2 separate regions of the Homo sapiens genome follow, and region 1 is linked to region 2. A link is a loop called in an ENCODE intact Hi-C map of the cell type or tissue named here. Cell type or tissue: heart right ventricle. All regions are shown on one strand.

Region 1 (8,000 bases), 620 kb after region 2:
CGGGCGCCTGTAGTCCCAGCTACTCAGGAGGCTGAGGCAGGGAATTGCTTGAAACCAGGAGGAGGAGGTTGCAGCGAGCGGAGATCACGCCATTGCACTCCAGCCCGGGCAACAGAGTGAGACTCTGTCTCAAAAAAAAAAAAAAAAAAAAAAGATTTCTTTGCTGCAGGGCTTTTCTGAGCATCTAAACACTAATATGCCCATATCACAAAGTGCAAATGCTTCCATACATGAAGAGACCCTACAATCAATAACAAGACCAGCAATCTATTTTTTTTTTTTTTTTTTGAGACTAAGTCTTGCTCTGTCGCCCAGGCTGGAGTGCAGTGGCATGATCTTGGCTCACTGCACCCTCCACCTCCCAGGTTCAAGCGATTCTTGTGCTTAGCCTCCTGAGTAGCTGGGATTACAGGTGACTGCCACCACACCCAGCTAATTTTTATATTTTTAGTAGAGACGGGGTTTCACCATGTTGGCCGGGTTGGTCTCGAACTCCTGACCTCAAGTGATCCACCCACCTCAGCTTCCCAAAGTGCTGGGATTACAGGTGTGAGCCACTGTGCCCAGCCTATATTTTTTAAATGGGCAAAAGTGTATTATCTTGTTCCCTGAAGATGCATACAACCTATGACCCAGCAATTCCAGCCCTGGCTATATATACTCTGCTTTAGAAGTTTTTGCCCATGTGCACTAGGAGATATGTACTAGAATGTTCCTAGCCACATTGTAATAACAAAAATTTGAAGGTGACCCACAAAGCCATCAACAGGAGAAAGGGTAAATTGTGGCATATTCATACAATAAAATATGTTACAGCATTGAAAATTAACAAACTGTAGCTATTGTAACATGGACACATTTCAAAAACAATGCTGAGGACTTCGAAAAATGTTGAATAAAATAATATCAGTTATAGAACTATATATATAGTTCAATACCATTTATATAAAGCCTTAAACATATACAATAATATTTTGTTTAAGCAAATATATAATCTCTTGATAGGAAGATAGATAGAAGATAGATAAAGAAGAATGAGCAAAAGTTATAGACAGTTCACAGAAAATAAAATGTAAATGGCATTATATGTAAATGTAAAAAAATGTAAATACTGGAAGAAAAAAGGCTCATTCTCACTATGACTTAACACATGAAAATTAAAATCACAGTGAAATATAATTTTCTACCTTTTACATTGGCAAAGAACAAAAGTGTGATAATGCATTGTGCTGGTAAGGACAGAGGGAAACAGGCTTGCGCCTAAATTGCTGGTGGGAGGGAATCTGGCACAACTACCCTGGAAGGCAATTTGGCAACATTGATCAAAACTGAGAATGCATATTCCCTTTGACCCAACATTCCATTTCTAGGTTTTCTGCCTTAGAGATAACCTCCTAGGATTGCAAAATGACTTGTGTACAAGAGTATTTACCGCCATGATGATTGCAATAGCAAGAGATTAGAAGCATCCTAAATGTGCATTATAGGACATTTAAATAAATTATGGTACATCAGCTGGATGAAGTGCTATATGGTCATTCAAATGCATGAGACGGCTCTATGTGTACTGATAAGGAAAGAGTGCCAAGATACATTGTTATGTAAAAAAGTGCTATGCAGTATAGTATGCTCCCATTCTATGAAAATATGTGCATATATAATTACCTATGTCATATATTTATATGCGTATAGGCTCACCCATGCATGACTGTCTCTTGAAGGCTTCCCAAGAAAACAATGTGTTCCTCTGATGCGGGGACCTGGGTGGTGGGACAGGAGAGGGAAGGAGACTTACTTTCTGCTGCATGTAAATCACAACTCATAGCAGACCTAGCCCGTCCTTTCCACCTTACCTGTCTCTTCTTCCAGCCTCAAGCAGTGACAGCACTGTGTGAGCATCAGCCCACTTCACAGAAGTGCCATCCTGCTCTTGCACTTCCTCTTGCTTCCCCTTCAGGGCATCTCTGTGGACCTTACCACTTCAGGACCACCCCTAGTGCCCACGATTGCCCAACTCAGACACAAGGGAAAATTATCTTCCATGGAGCCAATCTTCAGCCAATTGGAGACTGGACCTGATGGAAATTTCTTCTCACTTGTCCTTTGCTATAGCAACCCTGAAACACAGTTTAATATGGCTTCTCAGGGAACAGTCCCTTGGGATCCAGCAATCAGTTGCACTTAGCGGCAGCCAGCTCAGTGTCAAATTCTCATGTCGGCTCTTCCTCCTCTGTGGCCACTCCCTAACCCTCTCCCTAGGACTGCACTTCTAATCAAGTCATAGCATCTAAGCTCTGTTTTTTAGGGGGCTTGAGCACAGACAAGCTCTTTTGCACCTTTAGATTTCATCCCTTGTAATGTACCTACTAATACATATGTATATAATATACATATTATACACATTAGCATATATGTATGTGCTAATATGCACCTTGAATCTGCAAGAGGGGATAGAGAATAGCATATATACATTTCCTACTCTTGGTTGACTGTGGACCCTTTCTTGGGTACCCGCTGTCTTCTTGGCATTCCATGGGAAACAGTTGGTAATCCACCCCACACTGCTTTGCGTCCCAGTTCTGTCCTCTGGGGCCCCCTAGACGAGCCTCTGCCTTTATTCCATGACAACCACCTCATAAACTGAAGGCCATTATCCTTCTCCTCTTTTCCAGTTAAGGGTCTTCTGCTACCTTAATAAGGTCTCTGACAGGCTCCCCCAGACCCCTTGACAGCTCAGCCGTTCTCCTCTCTACAGTCTTCAAACCTTGATGTGCTTTTTAATCTATGACACCTAGAAATAAATAAAAATCTTGGAAAGTGGCCGATGAGCACAGACAAAAATAAGGCTGTCACTCTTCCGGCTCTGGACGCGTTGGCTCTGCCCAGTCCGTGGAAGAGGAGAGACTTCCCTGTTTAGCGGCTGCATCACACTCTGGCTTCTATTGATCTCGTGGCCAACAGACTCCCCCCGGTCTTTTGCACAAGACCGGCTGCAAGCCAGCCTCCCACATCCTGTACTTAGGCAATCGATTTTTCTGAACCTGAAATGCAAAGCGCACACTCACTCATCCCTGGTAGGCTGTATCCTGCTAGAATCAGCCGCCGGCCCAGGCCTGCCAGGATCATGTGAATCCTAAATTGGCCAGCACAGCACAGGGAGGTGGAGAAATTTGCCCTTAGGCTGGTCTGCCACAAACTGACTGTGTGACTTTGAACAAGTTCTGTGTCTTTGTAGAGTGGGAAGGGGTGATCTCTAAGGTCTCGCCCAGCCTGACACTCTGAAACACTTGAATGATCACTCTCTCTCCCAGCTTTGTGATCAACCTGCCCTCTGTGTCTGCATCTACCAGGCTGCTGATCCAAGTGTGCTGATGAGTTCAGGGCCAAGCACAGACCTTGAAGGCAGGCTACCAGTGACCCCCTCTAGGTGGAAATGGAACCATCCATCAACCTATTTTGGCTAGGTTTGTTAAATGAGCTATGAAACCAGTAGCTGATTTATGACCAGCCTACATTTGGGTCTGTCTTCTGTTTACTATCCTGCCTTTTCTCATCCATTGGCTTGTACATGTGAAAACACCTGGCCGGGCGTGGTGGCTCACACCTGTAATCCCAGCACTTCGGGAGGCGAGGCAGGCGGATCGTGAGGTCAGGAAATTGAGACCATCCTGGCTAACACAGTGAAACCCCGTCTCTACTAAAAATTAGCCAGGCGTAGTGGCGGGCGCCTGTAGTCCCAGCTGCTCGGGAGGCTGAGGCAGGAGAATCACTTGAACCCGGGAGGCAGAGGTTGCAGTGAGCCAAGATTGCGCCACTGCACTCCAGCCTGGGCAACAAAGCGAGACTCTGTCTCAACAAACAAACAAACTAAAAAAAAAAAACACCTAACACAGTGTCTAGCCGGAAGTCTAAGCAAGGTATGTGCACACTTCTTTTTGCTTCCTTCTCAGCTCTGCTATAACTATGTTCCTGCTCTGTATCTCCTGCCTTCTTTTATACCCAACTTGCCATGTGACTCCATGGCTTTGTGAAATGGACACGGGCTTTGTGACAACCGTGTTTGTCCAGCCGACCACTAAATTGGGCTGAGTGGTCACCAGGAGGTCCCCAGAAGACTGACCTCTGAAAAACTCCATATTAATTCCCATTGATCTTGGACCAAGGAGAGAAAACTTTACACTTGTTTTGCCTTAGTCTTGGGGTAGGAACTAGGTTTTATTTCCATTCTCTGTGTTTCTAAATCCTAACCCCATTGGAAAGATTATGGTGAGCACCTCAGGAAACTTTGCTTCCAAAGGCACATGGAACACACATCCAGGAAAATTAAATTTTACATTTAAATTTAAAAATTTATAAAATAAAAATAAAATGGAAATTCTTCCACCAATGTATTATCTAACAGGTGAAAAAATAATACAGACTAAAGAAAGAGAAAGATGGAAACACTGGTCTTTATGAAATGGACAAGATTCTCCCATTGAGTTACTGGAAAGATTGAATGCAATTCTATGTGGTCTCTCCTGGCAGATTGGCACATTGGGGGTGCTTAATGTTTTGCTTTTGTTTTTGTGTACGAGGGGTATTGGTTCTAATTATTCAGATGTTAGAGAGTTGGAGAGGTCTTTAAAGATCTGCTAATGAATCCTCTTTTTTTTTTTTTCAGACAGAGTCTCACTCTGTGGCCCAGGCTGGAGTGTAGTGATGATCTTGGCTCACTGCAACCTCCACCTCCCAGGTTCAAGCAATTCTCCTGTCGCAGCCTCCTGAGTAGCTGGGACTACAGACATGGACCACCACACCCAGCTACTTTTTTTTTTTTGTATTTTTAGTAGAGACAGAGTCTCACCATGTTGGTCAGGCTGGTCTCAAACTCCTGACCTCAAATGATCTGCCCGCCTCGGCCTCCCGAAGTGCTAGGATTACAGGCCTGAGCCACTGTGCCTGGCCATGAATCCTTTCTTAGCAGATAAGGACCCTGAGGCCCAGAGAGGAGCAGAAGGAGAGGCAGCCACTTGCTAGCTCTTCGTCCTCCCACCGGGAGACCATGTTAAGTTGCTAATGATAGTATAAGGTAGTGATAATGGCTAACACGCATGGAGTACTCACTATGTCCTACCACTGTTCTCCCACCCCATCCTCACAACAACCTTACGAGAGAGGTATGATTATTTTTTCAAGTTTCTAGATGGGGAAACAGAGACACAGAAAGGTTAAGCAATTTGCTCAAGGTCACACAGCAAGTAAGTGGCAGGGCAGGGCTTCTACTCCAGCAGGCCAGCCTCAGAGGCTGCAAACCCAAAGGGCTAAAGCAATGTCTGGGAAAGAACACTGCCTCCCTGCTTCTCCTCTTGCCACTGAAAGGGACTCTCCTCACAGCTGCAGCTCCTGTCCTCGTCAACCATTAGCTGGCCAATGCCATTCCTCCACTCAGCCCCCTGAAGGACCCCTCATTGGGTGAGAATCAAACCACACACCCGCTTTCCTCCTCGGTCCACACGTGACTCTGGCCTGTCCGAGCTCCTGCTCACTGCCCTCCAGCCACACAGGCCTCCTGGCTGTTCCTTGAACCCACTGAGTTCATTGGCTACTCAGAGACCACACACCTACTGTTTCTTCTGCCTGGAACACTCTTCCCCTGGGTTTAATTCAGGTCTCTGCACAAATGTCACCTCCTCAGAAAGGCTTTCCCTGAACCATTGAAAGTTCTCCTCTCCCTCCCTTGACTGTCATTCTCTTCCCCCTCCCTTGCTTTATTTCTCTTCCCAGTGCTTATCCTGACCTGAGGGGTTTGCATGATCTATTTGGGCCTCCATTATTTGCCTCCCCCACTAGAAGGTGGGAGGCCGTGAGCTCCCTGCTGCATCCCTAACACCTAGCACAGTGCCTGGCACATTGCAGGCATCCAATCCATCTTTGTTAAAAGAATGACTAGATGCAATTGCCTCACTCTCCTGACATCCAGGCCAGGGCTCAGGCACCAGGATCACCTGCTGGATGAACACAATCAGCACAGGCAGGAGGCAGCTGTCTTAAACATCCCCACCCTGGACTCCTCCTCCACATGTTGAATCCTGGAGAACAGACAGGGGAGAGCTGGCTTTCTAGGGTGCAGTGGGCAAGAGCAGCCCGGGGAACTCATCATCAGGGTCTAAAGGGCACATAGGGAACAGACTGGAGCCAGGGGCCAGGAACAGGGGAGGAAGCAGCCCCCACAGGGCTAACCAGGCCCAAGACAGCATCATTTCCAAAGGCCCATCCACGAGGATCCTAGTATGTAGAGCCAAGGCTTGAAAGCACAGACTCCAGAGCCAGCCCACCTATTCCTGGTCAGTAACCTTGGACAACCAGTGCTCAGCTGGCCTCCTCATCTGCAAGGCTGCAGTGGAATGAGCTGCTGGACATGAAATGCCCAGCCCAGGGCCTGCAGGGCAGAGATGCTTGTCACACACACCTTTCTCCTCTCTTTGGTTCACCTTTCCCCTTTTCTCCTTCCCCTAACTCTCCAATACCTTTGCCCTTCACACTTTCCTTCAGAGTCAGGCTGGCTAAGGCTTCCAGGCTGATGCATTGTCCATGAGGGCAGGGAAGACACTCCCCCAAAACTTATATGTACTGTATTGAGTCTTCCAGAGACCCTGCACACTTTCTCCTAAGCTCAAGAGCTCCTGGAACATGGCACTGGAGGCGCCTTGATTACATGCAAGAGGAGAGGAAGGGAGTCCACAGTACTTCCTTGTGTTTGTTTCTGTACTTGAAGTAAAATTCACGGGACATAAAATCAACCATTTTAAAGTGTACAGTCCAGTGGCATTGAGCGCCTTCATGGGGTTGTGCAACCATCACCTCTATCTAGTTCCGGAACATTTTCATTGCACCCAAAGGAAACTCCATACTCATTACACGGTCTTTCCCCATTCCCCCTGAGCCCCTGCAACCCCGAGCCCTCCCCGAGCCCCTGCAACCACTAGTCTGCTTTCTGTCTCTGTGGATTTGCCTATTGCGGACATCTCATTTAGATGGAGTCATACAATGTGATCTTTGTGTCTGGCTTCTTTCACTCCATGTAATATTTTCGAGGTTCATCCACATCGTAGGAGGTATTAGTACTTCATTTCTTTTCAGGGCTGAATAATATTCCCCAGCAGCACTTCTTAATTCATAAGAAAGACAGTGGCCATTCCACATTTGGGCAGGGCTTTTCCTGGAGCTGGGCAGGGGCATGTGGAAGGAATTCAAAGAAGGAGTAAGGAGGGAAGACAGGGAGTAGGAAAGACGGAGGAAGGAGGGAGGGAAAGAGAGAGGGAGGGACGCCACCCTATAACAAGGATGAATGCAAGCAGCAGGGCTCAAGAGGATGCAGCTTCCAAGCCATGAGGGTGCATTTTGGTGACACTCAAAGATCAGCGAACGGTAAACACCTGAGCTAGGCAGCCCCGGGCTGGGCACGAAGCCCCAGAAGTTACAGCTTCTGCCCTGTGCATCTCGCCCACTCGCCGTTCTCACAACTTTCTCTTCTTGCACATGGGTCCTTTGGCAAGGCTGGCACCCCTGCCACCCTGCAAATACAATGAACACCCCACTCTTTGGAGAGGCCTTTCCTCTCTTCCACTGCTGGGGGACCTTGGTGCGCGTCAGGGTAGCTGCAGGGGCCGACTGCACTGTCCTGGCACCTTTGCCAGATCACAGAGGCCTGGACCCCCCACTACTTAGCTGTGGGCCAGAGCTTTGGCTTTGCACTTTGTGTCGAGGAGACATTCAGGGGACAAGCCAGGGCAGACGGGACTCCCACGTTCTTCGTTTGTTCCTTCACAAGGGTGTGGGGGTGGAACTGCAGGATGGGGCTTCCCTGGGATGGTTTAATTCAGTACAGAGACCCTTGTTTTTCCTGGAGCTTGGAAAGCCAGTTCTCCACACCTGGGGCTTAGCTGTGTCATGCCAGGGAGCCCAGCCAATCGAAATATTGACTGAAGTCAGGTTTGAAGGCTTTTGATGACCCAGCT
Region 2 (8,000 bases):
CATGGGGCTTGTGGGTTTTCTCAGTGTGAAATGCTTTGCAATCATTGTCTCTCCCTCCCTCTTTCCCCCATGCTACTTCCTTCTAACATAGCTTAATTAAGCACCTCTTCTAAGTGAAGTTCTGGGCTAGGGGCTAAATTATATAGAAATTATTGTCTATTAAGGGAGAGACAGGAGCAAATGGATAGGTACAAGCCCAACATGGTAGCCATTTATTGAATAGAGAAAGACCCAGGTTCAATGCATACAAAGCAAGAAGGCAATGAGCAGCGATCCCAGGGAGGTTCCTGGAAAGCTTCAGATAGAAGCACGTGGGGCAGATCTCGAAGAAGGAGCAAGAACAAGGAACAGAGTCCTCCTGGGGAGCATGGGAAGAAGGCATGGCAGGCACAAAGGCATGGAGGTGGGAAATCCTCTGAGCAAGAGTATCCACCCACACAGGGGCGTCAGTGAACACTGGGAGCCTGAATTCCAATCCTTGATACCCTGGTTGATGCAGATTGGAAGTCTTACTGGAGCTCAGAAAAGTTGATGGCCCTAAATAGAAAACTCCTATTTGAATGAACCCATCATGATGTCAGCACAGACTGGGGTCAAGGCAGAGTTTGCCTGCCAGAGAGTGGGTAGAGCAGAAAGAGGGCAGAGCTTGAAGCAGGCAGTCCTGGCTTGTAATTCAGGCCCACCACTGCCTAGCTCTCTGGTTGTGGGTCACTACAAACCTCTCTGAGCCTTGGTTTCATCACCTTTAAAATAGGAATAGGTGACCTGGGCATTCTGTTGAAAATCACATCCTTTGTTGAAAAGATAGTGAGAAGATGGGGTGGGTGGGTGGATAGAGACCAATTTACACTGAACGTGGCACTGGGGAGACACAGAGAATAAGCTGTTAGTCACTCTGAGCTCTGATAGGCTGAGTGGGGCCGGGAGGTGTGGGAGTCCAAAGGAGGAGCCCTTCGCTCTGCCTGGGAGGTTTAGAGTTTTCCTGGCAGCAATGAGAGCAGAACTAGGGGCCTTCCCACAAGGCAGGTGGAAATTCAGAAGGCTAAGAAGGAAGCAAGGGGAATTCCAGGTAGAGGGGACCAAAGGACAAGGGAACCAGGAGCAGTTCTACTCAACTAGGAAATGTGAAATGGGGAGTGATGAGGCTGCAGAGGCTCGACAGTGGCCTTGAATGTTGAGTTAGGAACTTGGACTCTATCTCATATGCAGCAGGGAGACATTTAAGAATTAGAAGCATGAGAGAAAGGATTAGTCGGGCTCTGTCACCAGGACAGTGATAGTGGGCTAAGGAGAGGCGGTTGCAGAAGTCCTAGATACTGACATGAAAGGTACTTGTGTGAAGTCGAGTTTATCATACTGCAGGGACAATGTAAAGCAGACACCACAGTCTAGTGTGCCATTGAGGTCCCAGGGATGGGATGGGCACTCTTCCCTAACACAGCCCTCCCTAGCTCCAGACAGGACAGCCCAGGGCCTTGAGAAAGAAGTTGCTGCAGGGCCCAGGCCTTCCAACCAGCCCCTCTGCAGGGACAGGCTCCTCAGGCCCTGGTGGCCTAACTGGGGTTGTTCTAGCTGGAGCCCGTGTGGCCATGAGAAACAGCCCTTTTTGCTCAAGCAAAACAATGACCTTATGGGAAGAAGATGGTGGTATTTCACAAAACTCAAGGGTGAAACATTCAGCCCCGCCTCTGAGGAACTAGAATCAGGAACTGTAAAGTCATGCCTATGGCCCCTCTCCCTCTCTTGCTGGTTCTCTTCCTCTTTCTCCTCTCCATTTTCCAGCCAGCTTTCCCTGTGTAGAGGGGGTGCACAGCTGCCTGGCCCCAGCTCCCTAGCCTCAACTGTCATGGCTCCAATGTCCTGGGGAGAGTCTGACCATCTGAGCCCAGGCAGCAGATCAGCCACCTCAAGGCAGACACCCTCCCTTGCTGCCCTCAGCCCTGTGGCCAAGAAAGGGGGTGGTCTCCTTTACAGCAAGGCTCCAGAGCCCATCCCCGCGGGTTACGATGGAGGGTGGTTCTCAGAGGAGGGACGCTGGCACTGGACTGGCCCCCAGAGGTGGTCTATTCTATGTAGTCCCTGACCCTACCTGGCACTGTTTGTATTATTGGCCAGGTAGAATTGGTCAAGGGACATCCGGGTAAGCTCGCCCCCAAGGTGCACCGTAGCGAGCTGGAATGCACAGGGCCTCCATTCACCTCTTCAGGAAGGAGTCAGAGACAGTGAAAATGAAACTCTGAAAAGTCCCCATGTTTTGCTTTGTGGATGGTAGAGCCAGGAAAAGAGAGGGTCTGAGAGGCGCTTGTCTTTGCATGCAGTAAAGAGGGGTATGGGAAGAATGGCCCCTTTGCTGCTGGCCTGGGGGAGCAGGTTTAGAGCCCAGGGACCTGGGGGAGGTGGCAGCTCTGGGGAAGAAGGGGCTGAGTCTAGGCTGAGTCCCTGGGGCTAGAGGCCAACCCTTAAGCAGCCAGCTGCCTAGAGCAGAGGGCAGGGGAGGGCCCGGAACTTCTGGGGTGGGCCTGCGGCGTTCCTTTGTTTCTCCATTCTCCTCAGATGGCACACAGCACCAGCTCGAGGAACCAGAGTCATTTGGTTGTTTTCCCCAAATGTGGAGGATTCTTTCCCCTTTCCCTTCTCACGTGTTGCCAGAAGCTGGGCTTCCTGGGGGTTCTCATAAACCCAGGCGGCTCTGCAGTCATTTTCATATAGAACGTTTTCCCTAAATAGCTGAGAAGGCCAGCTGTAGCTGCTGGGACAGAAAACAGCATTGGCTGCTGGGGGATGAACACAGATCCTGTTCTTGTGCTTGGCAGCCCACTTCCCTGGAGACACAGCAAGTCATGGGGCCTCTGGCCTCTGCGCCACCCACTTCAACTCCAGCCACTGTTACTTGCCAGTAGAGGTCTGAGGTAAATGACTTGATCTCGCCAAGTCTGTTTTCTCACCTGTGAAATGGGAATAATGACAGTACAAAGAAGGGTTGTGGTCCCCAGAATTTAATGAGACACCTGCGGAAAGCACTCAGTAGGGTGCCTGGGTGAGTTCTGTGATGTTAATGGTTTTAATTACTACTGACCCTGCATTGGCACACACTGCAGGGGCTCCGCCCTAGTTCCTTTATTTGCTGATTTTCCATGGATAATTATAATGCATCTGATATGCTAGCCACCCTGCCTCCTCAGTGGTTTTTGAACTCTCCCCACAAATTGCCACCTCTGCAATTTCACTTGGGCTCTTTTCTCCTCTAAAAATGCTTCTCATGAGTATTTGTATTCACACCTGACCAAGACCTCATCATTCCTCAGGGTGCAGCTAAGGTCCGTACTCCTTCACTACAGCTTTGCAGTGGACCCAGGAAGGAGCTCTTCCTCTCTTCCCCCAAAGCTCAGAATTTCTTTTTCCCTTCCCTTCCCTTCCCTTCCCTTTCCTTCCCTCCCCTCCCCTCCCCTCCCCTCCCCTCCCCTCCCCTCCCCTTTCCAGGGTTTGGCTCTGTTGCCAGGCTGGGGTGCAATGGCACAATCTTGGCTCACTGCAACCTTCACCTCCTGGGCTCAAGCCATCCTCCCACTTCAGCTTCCTGAGTTATCTGGGACTACAGGCGAGTGCCACCATGCTGGGCTAATTTTTGTATTTTTGGTGGAGACGGGGTTTCGCCATGTTGCCCAGGCTGGTCTCCAGCTCCTGGGCTCGAGCAATTCACTTGCCTCAGCCTCTCAAAGTGCTAGGATTACAGGCATGAGCCACTGTGCCCGTCTGAATTTCTTTTTGTTTAATTATTTTTTTTAATTGCAGGAGCTTTAGGAGTACAAGTAGTTTTTGGTTACATGGATGAATCACACAGTGGTGAAGTCTAGACTTTTAGTGTACTTGTTACCCGAATAGTGCGCATTGTACCCAATAGGTAATTTTTCATCTGTTACCCCTCTCCCACCCTCCCTGCTTCTGAGTCTTCAATGTCCATTAAACCACTCTGTGTGCCATTGCATACCCATAAGTGCTCGGAATTTCAATGAACCTCTGTTAGAGAAAGGCAGCATCATGCAGTGCACAACTGTGCAGCCTCTGGGTGCTAGATCAATGCACACCTCTAGCTGTATGACTTTGGTTTTTCTGTGCCTCAGTTTCCTTGTGTGTCAAAGGGAAATAATACAAATAGTGCTTTCTTCACAGAGTTGTTGTGAGCATGGAATGAAGTGATACCTGTAAAACACTGACAGTACTACCTGAGAAGGGCTCATTGAAGGTTGGCTATTTCCATGAAATAATCTTCAAAAACATGAATTTTAATGGCTGTATGAACTTCTATTGTGTGGGTAGATCATAATTTATTTAAACACCCCCTTATTGTTGAGCATTTCAGCTGTTTCCAATTTTTCACCATTATAAATAATGCTGTAGTGAACATCTTGTATATAAATCTTTCTGTTTATCTCTGATTGCTTTCTTAGAAGAACTTCCCAAATCTTGTTTGTCTAAGAACAAAGCTCTGTCCCCAGACTTTTAAACAATGCCCTTTGAAATAAAAGTAAAGGCTATTTTCCATCAGAGTAAGAAACATATGGAACATGTTAACCAAGAAGTGGTTCAAGAGGAAGGTCGAAATAGGTTCAAGATGGGTTTAGATCCATTTCAAGATGTCTGACATAGAATGAGTTATAAAGCTCCCCTCCAGCCCCCTTTCCTCCAGAGGAAAGGAAGGGTCTTGATCCTCAGGGACCACCGATTTCTCTCGTTGAGGCAGTTCCAGGGGGCTTTGAAGTTCTCAATGTCAGAGAAACAACAATGACAGATCAATAAAAGAAGGCAGTCTGCGGGCAATCCAAAATTCCTCCAGCCAGTAGGGGGCGATGTCGTCTGTTTCTCTTGGCTGCCTGGAACCTGGTAGTTTTTTTTGTTTGTTTGTTTTGTTTTGTTTTTTGCTAACAAGGACTCCCTTTATTGATGACCTAAAACTTTGGCTTACATTTTATGTATCTCTCCTGTCTGTTTTTCGTTCCTTCCTCCACTTCATACCTTCCAGCACTCACACATTCATTCAGGAGAAATCCAGTGTGTTCTTCCTCTGGGCCAGACATCAAGATGGTTTTTAGACTTCTATCTGGAGACACTTGCATTGAAGGCTCCACCTCACACACATCCAACATATTAAATATAATTTTTTTCTGTAGAATTATAGGAATTTTTTTTTTTTTCTGAGACGGAGTCTCGCTCTGTCACCCAGTCTGGAGTGCAGTGGCGCAATCTCGGCTCACTGCAAGCTCCACCTCCCGGGTTCACGCCATTCTCCTGCCTCAGCCTCCCCAGTAGCTGGGACTAGAGGCACCCGCCACCACACCCGGCTAATTTTTTGTATTTTTAGTAGAGATGGGGTTTCTCCGTGTTAGCCAGGATGGTCTCGATCTCCTGACCTCGTGATCCGCCCGCCTCGGCCTCCCAAAGTGCTGGGATTACAGGCGTGAGCCACCGCGCCCGGCCAGGAATTATTTTTTATAACTTCGCTTTGAAATTATTTGGCTACTCGTCATTCATTTGATGCTTGTTTCGGTTTGATCTCTCAGCGATTATGAGGGGTACTCAGGAATTCTTGCGAAGTAAGAAAATCTAACTTGCACATTGTTTTCAGATAGAGTGAAGTTTTTATAAATACTAAATGAAACCATTAGTGAGGTTGATGTAATACTTTGTTTTGTAGACATTCCATTAAAATTTTACTAATTTCCATTGCAAAGTTTTCCCTTGATGTTTTGGATCTCATAATTTTGTTTCTGGGTCTCATACTTTTTTGGAGATCTCTCAAAAGTTCTCAGACCCTCTAGCACCAAGCAGATAAGAGAGCCCTGCCACGCTGGGAGATGGAGGGATGAAAGACTCTGTGCGGACTGTACAGAGCTGCTGGGCCACAGAGCTTGTCAGTGGACAAACTCCTGTTACCAAAGAGTAAGAGTACTGTTACATGAAATGTGATCAGGATACAGTGAAGATATCATCTTCCCTGAGCGTCCTTATGGAGAGGAGGGGCTCAGTGGAGACTTGAAAGAACAGACATCACCGAAGCCAGAACATGAATGCTGAACAGGACTTTTCTGATTCGAGGAGGAAGGGCATTGCAGACGAGGAAATAGCACATGCAAAGGGGCTGGACGGGAAAAGAATATCTGAATAGACAAAGGTGACTCAGCTGGACCCGCAAACAATGATCTCTAGGCCCTTGTTTTTCCAGACGAGCAGCACTGGCATCACCTGGGAACTTGTCAGAAATGCAGACTCTGAGGCCCCCAGAATCAAAACCTTTATTTTAACAGGATCCCAGGTGACTGGAATGCACGTCAGGGTCCGAGAGGCAGGCTCTAGTTCTGACAGGATCAGAAATAGGTCTCCTGTAGCCAGAGCAGAACAGCAGTTGTCTAAGTTGTTTTCAAGCTTGGCCTGAGAATTCAGTCCCTGAGGGCTCAGACAGTTTCACCCATTGCTTGGAGGGTTGGGGCTTTTCCTGCTCAGGGACTCTTCCACCCGCTGGGCCTGCATCGTCCCTTCTGCTGGCCTTTGCTCCAGACAGCCTGTCTTGCCTGATGGCTCCTTCATCTGGCACACCACCGATTACCTAATAGACTGTAGGCTATGTGCTTACTTTATTCCTGTGAGTAATTGATCACATTAGGATGAGCAAGGGGCAGCATCAGGAAGAGAAGAGAGAAGAGACATCAATAACCAGGGGAAGGAAACCATGCTACAGTCAGCTAATTAGATGTCTCACTGAGGCAGCTTTTTAAACAGAATGGTCCATCTTGCTGTTGTCGGTTGACCATGCCCTCCCCTGCTTCTATGTGTGGCTGGGCTTTCCGATGAGTTAGGGGTGGTAAGTAGTAAGAGCTCCAGACCGAGTCAGAAAACTTGGTTGCCAGGCTAGGGGATCTTAAGCAAATTAGTTATCTCTGGGCCTCAGTTTCATCAACTGTAAATTGGGGAGGGCTGGATCAATGGGTTACAAACATGGCTGATATCAGAATCACCAGAAATACTTCTAAAAACATAGATTCCAAGGTCACATCTCCTAAATGCTGATACAGTCGGTACAGGGTGAGAATAGGAATCCTTGTGGCAAAAAGCATCTCAAGTAACTCTGACACAACTGCATGGGAAACTGGGAACCACTGGGTTGGAAAGATAACCTCTAAGCTCCTGCCCGGCATCATCCGTTTCAGATTGTCCATAAGGATGGATTTTCCCAAACCTCTTACAGAGCAACAGTGCAGTCCTGGCGGGGGAGGAGGGGGAGACAAGAAAGACAGGAAACTCATCTTCCACTCCTGGCTCTGTCAGCAATTCATTGCCTAACAACAGTTTCTCCCTGAGACTCACTTAACTCACCTATACATACACTGACAGGTATGACAATTCTTTCATCTGAGCATCATACCAATGTGTGCAGAGGTTCCCAAGCATGGGGAGATTTAAAAAAAACAGATACCCTGACCAAAATAGTGAAACCCTGTCTCTACTAAAAATACAAAAATTAGCCAGACATGGTGGCATGCACCTGTAATCCCAGCTACTCGGCAAGCTGAGGCAGGAGAATCGCTTGAACCTGGAAGGCGGAGTTTGCAGTGAGCTGAGATTGTGCCAGAGCAAGACTCCATCTAAAAAAAAAACAAAAACAAAAAACAAAAAACAAAAGAAAAAACACCAAAGCAAAACAAAAAACACAGACTCCAGGTCCCCATCTACCCACATATCACTCTTGAGTACATCTGGAGCAGCTCAAGACAGTATGTGTTTAAAGCCTGCCAGATAATCCAAAGATCAGCCAGTGGCCTGGCCAAAGGCATTGCTCAATAGGACCCCTGGTGCCCCAGTGCACGTGCAACAAGGCAGGGTCTAGCTCAGGAGGGCCACTGCCATGTTGGTGGGAAATGTGGACTGCAAAGGGACCCAGGCATATCCCACTCACCTCTTGGTTTTCAAGAGTTTAGACAAATCCTGTCAGGGGAACACTCAACAGT

Evidence for each region. Peaks named below come from ENCODE experiments on the same cell type or tissue, not always from the same donor. Only the 100,000 strongest peaks of a DNase experiment are listed, where the experiment ranks them.
Region 1: a loop joins it to region 2, with 2.2 times the contacts of the local background. A loop is called at or near these places in 22 of 110 quality-filtered maps.

The regions. Positions count from the first base shown.
Region 1 is chr15:70,346,160-70,354,159 of GRCh38, forward strand. No RefSeq gene overlaps it. Among named protein-coding and RNA genes, the nearest start is that of LINC02205, 160 kb to the right of the region's middle. In heart right ventricle, no CTCF peak of the experiment used is centred here; a DNase peak (open chromatin) is centred at 3,022; H3K27me3 peaks cover 2,359 bases.
Region 2 is chr15:69,724,509-69,732,508 of GRCh38, forward strand. No RefSeq gene overlaps it. Among named protein-coding and RNA genes, the nearest start is that of LINC00593, 110 kb to the right of the region's middle. In heart right ventricle, a CTCF peak has its summit at 4,837 (motif pointing right); DNase peaks (open chromatin) are centred at 1,555, 1,803 and 4,813; H3K27me3 peaks cover 2,082 bases.